2 separate regions of the Homo sapiens genome follow, and region 1 is linked to region 2. Evidence: chromatin loops called from intact Hi-C (ENCODE). Cell type or tissue: A673. All regions are shown on one strand. Region 1 has its middle 310 kb from the start of LMBRD1. Region 2 overlaps ADGRB3 (adhesion G protein-coupled receptor B3).

Evidence for each region. Hi-C counts contacts between places; a loop is a spot of excess contacts. Peaks named below come from ENCODE experiments on the same cell type or tissue, not always from the same donor. Only the 100,000 strongest peaks of a DNase experiment are listed, where the experiment ranks them.
Region 1: it touches region 2 in a loop (2.5-fold over the local background); 2 of 110 quality-filtered maps call a loop at or near these places.

The regions. Positions count from the first base shown.
Region 1 is chr6:69,485,920-69,490,919 of GRCh38, forward strand. No RefSeq gene overlaps it. Among named protein-coding and RNA genes, the nearest start is that of LMBRD1, 310 kb to the right of the region's middle. In A673, a CTCF peak has its summit at 1,978 (motif pointing left); no DNase peak of the experiment used is centred here.
Region 2 is chr6:68,982,927-68,987,926 of GRCh38, forward strand. All of the region lies in intron 10 of ADGRB3 (adhesion G protein-coupled receptor B3), which reads left to right. Among named protein-coding and RNA genes, the nearest start is that of ADGRB3, 350 kb to the left of the region's middle. In A673, a CTCF peak has its summit at 2,753; no DNase peak of the experiment used is centred here.

The DNA of each region.
Region 1 (5,000 bases), 500 kb after region 2:
AGCAAAGACTTGGAACCAACCCAAATGTCCAACAATGATAGACTGGATTAAGAAAATGTGGCACATATACACCATGGAATACTATGCAGCCATAAAAAATGATGAGTTCATGTCCTTTGTAGGGACATGGATGAAGCTGGAAACCATCATTATCAGCAAACTATCGCAAGGACCAAAAATCAAACACCGCATGTTCTCACTCATAGGTGGGAATTCAACAATGAGAACACATGGACACAGGAAGGGGAACATCACACACCAGGGCCTGTTTTGGGGTAGGGGGAGGGGGGAGGGATAGCATTAGGAGATATACCTAATATTAAATGAAGAGTTAATGGGTGCAGCACACCAACATGGCACATGTATACATATGTAACAAACCTGCACGTTGTGCACATGTACCTTAATACTTAAAGTAAAATAAAAAAAAATAAAAAATAAAAATAAAATAAATTTTCTTTAAAAAAAGAAAAATTTCTGAACACTTTACAAAAGACAATGCTCAAAAAGCCAACAAAGATAACAAAGATATGAAAAGGTGTTCAACTTCATAGTTCATCTCATAAATGCAAGTTAAAACTACAAAAAGGTTTTATTACATGCTTACCATAATGGTAAAGAGGAAAATAAACAACAACAGAACAAAAATGGAAAATAAGTGTTAATAACATCTTACACACTTATACACTTCTCCTGGGAGAGTAAAATACTACAATCACTTTGTAAAACTTTTTGGCAGTATCTACTAAAGCCACCCATGCTGGGAAGAAAGAGTTCAAGTAGCTGGGTTTTAATTCATTCATTATCCTCACAAATGGAAGCCCTTGGGTGACAGAAAGGCTCTTTAGTCCATCCACTCTAATCTTCATAACTGGACCTCCAAATAAATAGATTAATAATATTTGCTAGGAAGAAGTGACTTTATCTCCAAAATGTCCCTGGCAGGATGTCCTGGTTCAGGATTACCTATGAAAAACAAACCCAAGATATACAAGAAATGGCTCTCATGAGAATGTCATTTAAGTTACATAATTCTTTGACTTCAAAATTTTTTGACTTCCCAATTTAAATGCTCCCGCTGTGTGAAATGGTGCTGCAAACTTAATATAGAGGTCTCATCTTTTATTCTGAGCCAGAAAGACATGTCTCACAGAAGAAAACAGAACCTGGGAAGCCAGCCTCAATGCCCCTATCTTATCTCTGCTTTTTCTGAAATGATTGTTTTCAAATTGAAATTAATTAGTAAAGCTTGCTAAGGTGTAAGATCTCTGATATATTGAGTTTGTTTTGATACTTTTATTCTGTGTCTTAGCTTATATGTACACAATAAGACCCAACAATTCTACTCTTAGGTAAATGCCAAACAAATCATTCACTGTGCTCTGCTAAACCTTGGAATTGTTATATTCATAACAGCACTATTCTTAATGGTCTCGAACTGGAAAATATCAAATGCCAATACAGAAAAATGAATAAATTGTGGTATATTCACACAATGGAATTCTATTCAAGAGTTAATGGCTTCAACTTGTTAATGTGTAAAGACTCAGATATATTACTATGCATGTTTCTATTTATATAAAGCATAATCAATATATGATACAGACAAAATGCAAACTAGATGTTGAGTTATAAAATTCATTGTTGCCTCTGTAACAGGCTTCTGAAGACATGCATATAACCTTCTGTGTTTTTTAAAGTCAGATAATGTATCTGTTCAATGTGACAAAATGTGGAGATGAATGATGAGAACAAAAACATACTAGGATTATAATTGAAAAGGAAAAAAAAACTTGTCAAATAGATAAAAACTTTGGAGATGACAAGTCATCTAATTGTTAATAGTTCTAATGCTTTTTACTTGGCTTTAAGAAAATATCCTTGCATGGAGTTTTAATGAAATATCAAACTGTTATATTTTAGTGGGGTTTTTTTTGGTTAAGAGTATGTAAAAAACTGACTCACATTGCTTTACTGCCACCTGATGGGAAGAACTAAAATTACAGGCACAGGAGATCATTCTTTCACTAGTTCCATCACTAGTTTATACTCATTTATTTTCACTAAAGTTTTGAAAGGTAACACTTATATATAGCTCACATGAATGTATAACTTAGGAAAAAATATTTCACTCCATATTGTCAATTTCTTAATTTTTTTCTAGTGTCATTGAAGAACCTTAAAACATTATCACTTAACTAATAATTCCAAATACATATTCCTACCTTCTGAAATGATGAAATTGGTCATGATGGTGTTGGTAATAATTGTAACACCAAACACCTTAAGCCCCTATTCAAAACATACTATGCTAAACCCTCTAATACAGGACATTTTAACTCAGATTTCAGTAGAATCTAGGAATCCATATGTTTGAATAGGAAAAATTACATCATTATTTTTACTAAACCTTAACTGAAATTTATCATTTCTTCCAGTAGAATTCTATTATTTCCCTCTATAGAAATAACAAATTATTTTCATCATACATTATACTTACAACAACTATCTCTAAAAACTTGTTTATGTTCATTACTACATTGAAACTTTGTTATTTGACTCATGATTAAAACTTGTTAATGTGTAAAGATTCACATATATTACTATTTCACATGATCTTTAATATTTTGATAACTATATTTCAATATAATTGAATATAACTGGTTTTCTCTATAACTCTATATATGATATTTTCCAATTATACCAAAGGCTTCTATGACCCTCCAAAATTAAGAATCCCTGAAATATCTCATTTACTCCTTATAACATCATGTCATTGACATTATCATCCCCATTTTAGAACTAAGGAAAATGAAGCATGTAAAGTTAAATGACTCTCCCAAGTTCACAAGACCAGTAACTCCCAGGGCTAGGATTAGAACCCAAATCCATCTGGCTTCAGAGCAGGATTCCTTAACCACCGGTCTATTGTGGCCTTTGGGAATTTAAAACCTGGGAGAGTGACTTTCACACTTATCTACAGAGGCCTGGGGTTCTTTGTATGTGCTACATTAGATGTAATGGGAAGCAGGAGGAACCATATCACAGGCAGATCAGTCCCTCGTTGATAATTGGAATTCTATTTAAAATTTTGTTTTACAAACATACATCCTCTAATATTTTTTTAAAAAAGAAGTTCCAAACTGTTGCCTAAAATGATAATGGACAAGTCTTAGTCATAAAACATACTTCTAAAAATTAGATATCAGACAGATAATTTCATTATCAGCCATTTCAGTAAGCCAATGCCCCAAATAAATTATTTTACTGGTAATTTGATCCTTCAAAATCTTAATCTGAGAAGCAACTAGGTTTTTACAGATGTAATAGAATATCCCCAGTTCTGACTCCTCAATTTCAACTATAGAACAGAGGAAAAATCACAGTACATCTCAACATTACATCCACCCTATGCATCCCCAACACTAAGCCCCTAAGTTTATTCTATAATTTGTATAAGACTTTAACTTTTTAAAATTTTAAGTTCAAGGGTAAAAGAGCAGATTAGTTACATAGGTAAACTTGTATTATGGGGGTTTGTTGTACAGATTTTTTCATCACCCAGGTATTAATCCTAGTACCCATTAGTTATTTTCCCTGATCCTCTCTCTCTTCCTACCCTCCACCTTCCAGTAGGCCCCCATGTGTGTTGTTCCCCTCTTTGGGTCCATGTGTCCATGTGTTCTCATCATTCAGCTCCCACTTATAAGTGAGAACATGAGATATTTGGTTTTCTGTTCCTGTGTTAGTTTGTTATGGATAACTCCATGTCTATCCATATCCTTGCAAAGGACACAATCTCATTTTTTATGGCTGTGTAGTATTCCATGGGGTATAAGTTCCACATTTTCTTTATCCAGTCTATTGGACTGGGAGATATGCTGAAAATATCTGATGACTGTCAACACGCTAGACATGGCTACAGTATATGTTTAATATACAGTCACTCAACCTCATTTCTACCTTATTTTTGTTATTAAATTAAACTGCTTGGCTTAATTGCTTCCTGTGGAATTTCTGTGTGTTTTCTGGAACAATTTCAAGATTATAGATTAAGCAGAGTTTTAGCTTTATGAGGATATCTTGCATGTTTGGAAATGCTACCTATTCAATTAAGAAGGCTTAAATTGAGGCAAGAAATCTTTTTTTTTAAGCATTTGATTTTTCCTTTCAGAGATCTTATTAGAGTTCACAAGCAGTAGACATGGGTTAGGAAAAAACTGATGAGTCATTTTTAAGGTTCACCCATTTTGTGTTGAGTCAGAAAGAGGTGCAGGAGCTGCCTAGGTCAGAATAAAAAGCAGAAGTTGATCCAGTATCTTTGTTTCTGTCATTAAATATATTACAGTGACCAATAGGTATGTCATTCAGCACTATTAGATTTCCCAGAAAATATTAAACTGATCTTTGAACATTATATTCCAGTGTCCCAGGATATAAAGAAATGAATGAAAAATAACTTGAAACACAGATGCTGCTAGATGAGAGAAAGAATATGATAAAATTGGAGGAAAATAAAACCATAGCTGTGGAGTATGTCTGCCCAAAAATCTTGTGAGTAAAATAGAGCGTCTCTGCACAGACTTTTCACTGATCCTAGATTTCTTAGAACTGCAACAAGGAGAAAAGCCTTCTATAATCCCTGGCTGGCCAGTAGCTTACACATCTGCTTTCAGATGAAGATCTCATTTCCTTGTAATCTCTCCTCTCCACCCCCAAGTCCCTGCAAAGCAACACAAAGAGCATGTAACTGATGTACATGTAGCACTGCATATATTACATGGCACTTTAAGTACAGACTAGTCTTCACAAACTGAACAAATGCTTATTGTATAAACAAAAACTTCATATGGAGTGGATTTGATTACCCTAGTATTCTCTTTTCTTTTATAGATTACCTCTAATCAATAATTACCAACCTTAAGAACGGGTAAATCATTTCTTCTTCCCTCCCCCAACTGCCTGCATTAAAATATCAGACAAATATCAAAGGACAGAAA
Region 2 (5,000 bases):
TGGCTTACCTCAGAAAAGATCTCTACTTTCTGGAAATTTAGTTCATCTCATTCTCACTACTTACATAGCTCTCTGATGTCCTTGAAAGTGTCATTTTTGTAATTTATGTGAGTTTTTCTAGTTGCAATGACAAAATCATTGGTCTTATATAAGTGAGACATTATCCCAAACCAGTAAATTTAAATTGTATTATAAAAAAGAAAAATAATCTTTAGTCACATATGATTGTGTTCCCTTGGAAATTTTAAGGAAGCCTAATATGTATATGAAATATCTCTAATAAATATACTTTTTTTCTATTTTTAACCTTATAACTTACTACTGATTATATCACTAAAAGCTGAGGAGATTTTTAAGCTTCTCCCAAAGTATGCCTTTAGTGTGGCTTGGAGGATAAATGTTAGAGTCAGTTTTAGGCATTGAAACTTTTTGAAGTGTCTTCACGGCCATACCACTCTGAATGGGCCTGATCTTGTCTGAAAGTTTTTGAAGTGAAACTTATTTATAGGATAGAATATAATTGTATAGTATATAACATATATATAGTATATATATAATTGTATAGTATAATTGTAATTGAATATAATTGTATAGAAAAGTATATTTAGACTAATACCAAAGGGAAAAAAATTACAAAAGAAACTATACTGTGTTATTCAATCATTTATGTATCCATTCATCTACCCATTAATTCATTATACAAATAATCATTGACCTTTAACTATGTGCCAAGTAGAGCTCAAGGACCTGGAGAAGCAACTTGAATGTAACACACAATAAATTCAATGTAAATATAAATAGACAGGAGATGCGATTAAAAATAATTACAAATTCTTATATGTTAAAGGAAATTAGCAGGGTGCCAACATACAGAATAATGTTTGGAAACGACTTCAGATTAAAATAAAATAAAATAAAAAACAGTGAGGTCTCTCTATTTCTTCTTAGAAATAACATTTAATACTGTGACCTGAAAGATGAGATGAATGCATGAGATAAACATGTAAACGGTAGAGAGAATGACTATGTCAGGAAATGACAGCACATTCCATGTAGCGAAAATAACATATGGAAATACCTTGAGGTCTTTAAGAAAGCAAAAAGATCTACTGGCCAGAGGTAGTAAGCAAGAAGAGAGTGTCATGACATGAGGCTGGAGAGAGCTGTGCCTTAAGGCCTTTGCTAGGAGTTTGGATTTAATACTAAGTGCAATGGGAATGCATTGAGAAGAGGGATGGTTTGATTAGATCTAATTAAAGAGGGTCATATGAGGTTTCTATGGAGGATAGACCATAGGGTGGCAGGACTGGAAACTTTGAAACCTGCTGCAGTAATCCAGACGAGAGATGATGGTGTCTTTTATTAAGGTTAGTAATCACATTTGGCTGGTTATAATGTCATTTTTCTGAGGCAGGGAAGGCAGGGCCATGAGGAATAATTTGGGACAGATGAGGTTTTGGGTTGTCAAAGGTTGTTTCTATTAAATCTGGAGAATGTAATTGGATATGGGAGTCGGAAACTCAGATTCTAATTTCTGGACAGGAAATAATTTTGGAAGTCATCAACACAAAGAACAGGAGATTAGGAAGTAAAAAATGGTTGTGTATTTATCCCTTTCTAAATTTTGATAATGAATGAGAGCAGAAGAATAGGGTAGTAGTTAGGAGGATGTGTAAGGCCAAAAAAGGGTTTTGTATTATTTTGTTTTGTTTTAAATGAGAAATATTATAACATTTTTATATGTTAAAATAAATGATCCAGTAAAAATTTAGAAGAGAAACATGAAAAATTAAAGAAAACCCAAGAAGGCAAAAAGAAATGTTAGCCATAGCAAAAGTCAAAAAATTCACTTTGGTAGGAAAAAAGATACTTTCTCCTTTATAACCAGAGGAAAGCAGATGGGAAAGATGAATACAGTGAAAAGAGCTTAGTGGGTTTTGTGTGGGAGAGATTATGGGGTTTTCATCTGATGGATTTTTTTTTTCTCCATTTAGTATGAGGCAGGATCATTAGCTAAGAGTGAGGATTTAGGAGGAAATGTGTGTCTTTCCAAGAGAGATGAAAAGGTATAAAACAGTAATTTCCAGAAGGTTGAAAATAAGCCTATTAGAGAAATATAATAGGATTAGCAGGCTGCATTGTACAACCTGAAGTCTGAAATACAGAATTTAGAGTATAGCTGTCAGTTTAGTTATGATTTTTCTCCAACAAAGTTGAGCTACTTGTATGCAGGTGCAGGGAAGGTATTTGTTAAAGCCTTGCTATTCAGAATGTTTTCTGAGGACCAGAAGTGTCCGCAGCACCTGAGAGCTTGTTAGAAATGTAGCATCTTAGACTGCCCCAGACTTACGTTATCAGAATCAGCAACTTTGAAAAGTGCTCTTTGTGATTCACTGCACATTAAAGTTTGAGAAACACTGTGGTAGATTTTATCCAGCGTTGATATTTTGATGAATCAATCCATTGGCATTAGAGAGAGGCAAAGAAGTAAAATGACTGTTAGTTAGCATCATACCATCACAAAACATATTATATTAGGTGATATCTGATTTTCCTCTTCTGGGCATATGGGAGGATTGTACTTCCTCACCCCCTTGATGTTAGGTACCTATGTGACTAGTTCTGGTCAATTGGTTGTGCATGGAGGTGACCATTGCCATGTCAGGCCTGAGAGTGTCATTCATTGCCATTGCAAGGTCTTTTATCCTCCATCATCTCAAGCCCTTGAAGGACTGTAATAAACAGAGCCTCCCTGATGATGTGGGTTGCATATGCGGTGTGATAAATATTCCTTTGTGGCTTTCAGGTACTGAGATTTTGAAGTAGTTAGTACAGCATAATCTATCCTATTCTGACTGGTGTACAATCCCTAGAACCAGAAAAGTCAAGTAATGGAAATAGAATTGAGAAATCTACAGAGAAACATCATGTTACTTAGTGCTCTGCTTCTGATTGGGGAGGTTTCTAAAAGCTTGGGCACCAGTCTGTGGCCACTATACTGTTTTGAGCTCACAGAGCATGCTCTAGTTCCATCTGCTGGCTCAAAATATTTATGAGAACATCTAGATTTGTTTGATGTTTAGAAAAGACGTCTCACCTACATATGTCCTTTGCTCAGGATTGCAGTTTTGTCAAATTCTAGCCAAAAACTCTGAAATTAAAGCTATTCCTTGTTTATATTGGATAGGCAAATTTACTATGCTCTCATTCTTATTTTGGAAATTTCAGGTTTTACAGCAAAATATGCACAGTTTATACCTGACTCAATTTTCTCCATGGCTCAGTTTATTCCCAACAATAATTTTCAGTTCTCAAATTCATGCTGTCCAATCTCTCACTTCAGATATTCCTCAGACAAGAAACTGGGATATCTGAAGCACTTTTGGCCAAATGCTGTTCAACACACCATTCTGAGTTCTATGTGATACCTACATGATTCATGCAGTGAAATTCTGGACCAAATCTGCCCTATCATATCGTCTCCAGACAATGATTTTATTTTCAGACTTGATGTTTCCACTTTAGGGCAACTCTGAGATGAACACAAACTCTTCGTATCAAACATAGGGAAAATTAAGAAATATTCATTTACCAGAACTAAGGGTATACCTTCTTTTTCACATAGAATAATCTCTATATTTCCTGGAGACTTCAGGTAGATTTATAAATAATCAAATGCCATTGTCCAATGAGTGACTTTGGTCTTAGGAAATTACAGATTATGAACTAAATTAAAAGATGTATATTTAGATTGTTGCTTTATGAAAAAAGCTCTATGTATAATTATCTTTTAATTGAAGCCACTTAGAACTGTGAAAGCCTTTAACATACCTTGCAGATGGGCTGTAGGAGTTGATGCTGAAAATAATATATAAATATGTGATGTTTAAAATGTATCATTTGCACAGAGCAACTATGATAAACCTTTTTTTAATATTCACACAATAGCGGCAACTGTGGCTGGCAGTAGGAGGCTTGAAATGAAAAGAATAAGGTTATTTCAGAAACACACCTACTCTTTAAACCATGACCCTCTCCACATCTCTCTATAAAAAGAACAAGGAGGCTTAATCCAGAACTCTGAAGAGCAACTATTTTTAGACTCATTTTTCCCCCTTTCACTGTTGATCTTCTCAATAGTAGTAAATATGAATGACACAGAAACTTTTAAGACTTGTCCTTTGGAGCAATAATGCTCACAGTGTTGCAATGTGAGCAAGCATAATCACTGATAATTATAATTTTAAAAGGAAATATGAAAATTACAAAAAACCTTTCTGAATTATTTCCATGATTAAATTACAATAATCAAAACATGCTACCCAAAGGAAATGGAGTCCTTAAGGTAACCTTGGGTTTTATTCAACCTCCACTTGAGTAAAACTACCTACAAAATCTTCTATAGGTATTGGTAAATGGCTTTAGAAACGGTTACACATTATATTCCATAAAAACAACTACTACTCAAATAATTTTCAATACCTCAAGAGTCCGGTAAGTTGTTTCATGTCTTTTGTTTCTTCATATGAAAAAGATTGAATTTCTCCTTAACGCAAACATGGTTGATAATGATTTTTAAATATTCTGGACAGATTAAACATACGAACACATTTAAATATTGTCAAAATGCTTATTTTGACAATTTCTAATGAAAGCACCATATAAAACCTGAGTGAAGCATATAGTATTAGTTAAGCACATGAACTAAGGATCAGACTGCCTGGGCTCAAATCTCCATAGTCACTACTTAGGAGCTATGCAATCCTGGAGAATGCAGTTAACCTTACTAAGTCTCCACTCCTTCATCTGTAAATGTGAATCATTATGGCACCTCCAAGGATTGTTTTAAAGCTCAAGTGAGGTACCCCTTATAAAACATGTAGTCTCATGCTTGCGATATAATCAGAATGATAAATGATTGTTGTTATTATTTTCTAAAGGTAGCAAGTATATAACTGTAGATGTCTAAAATTTCTGAATTCATTTGCCTACTTATATTA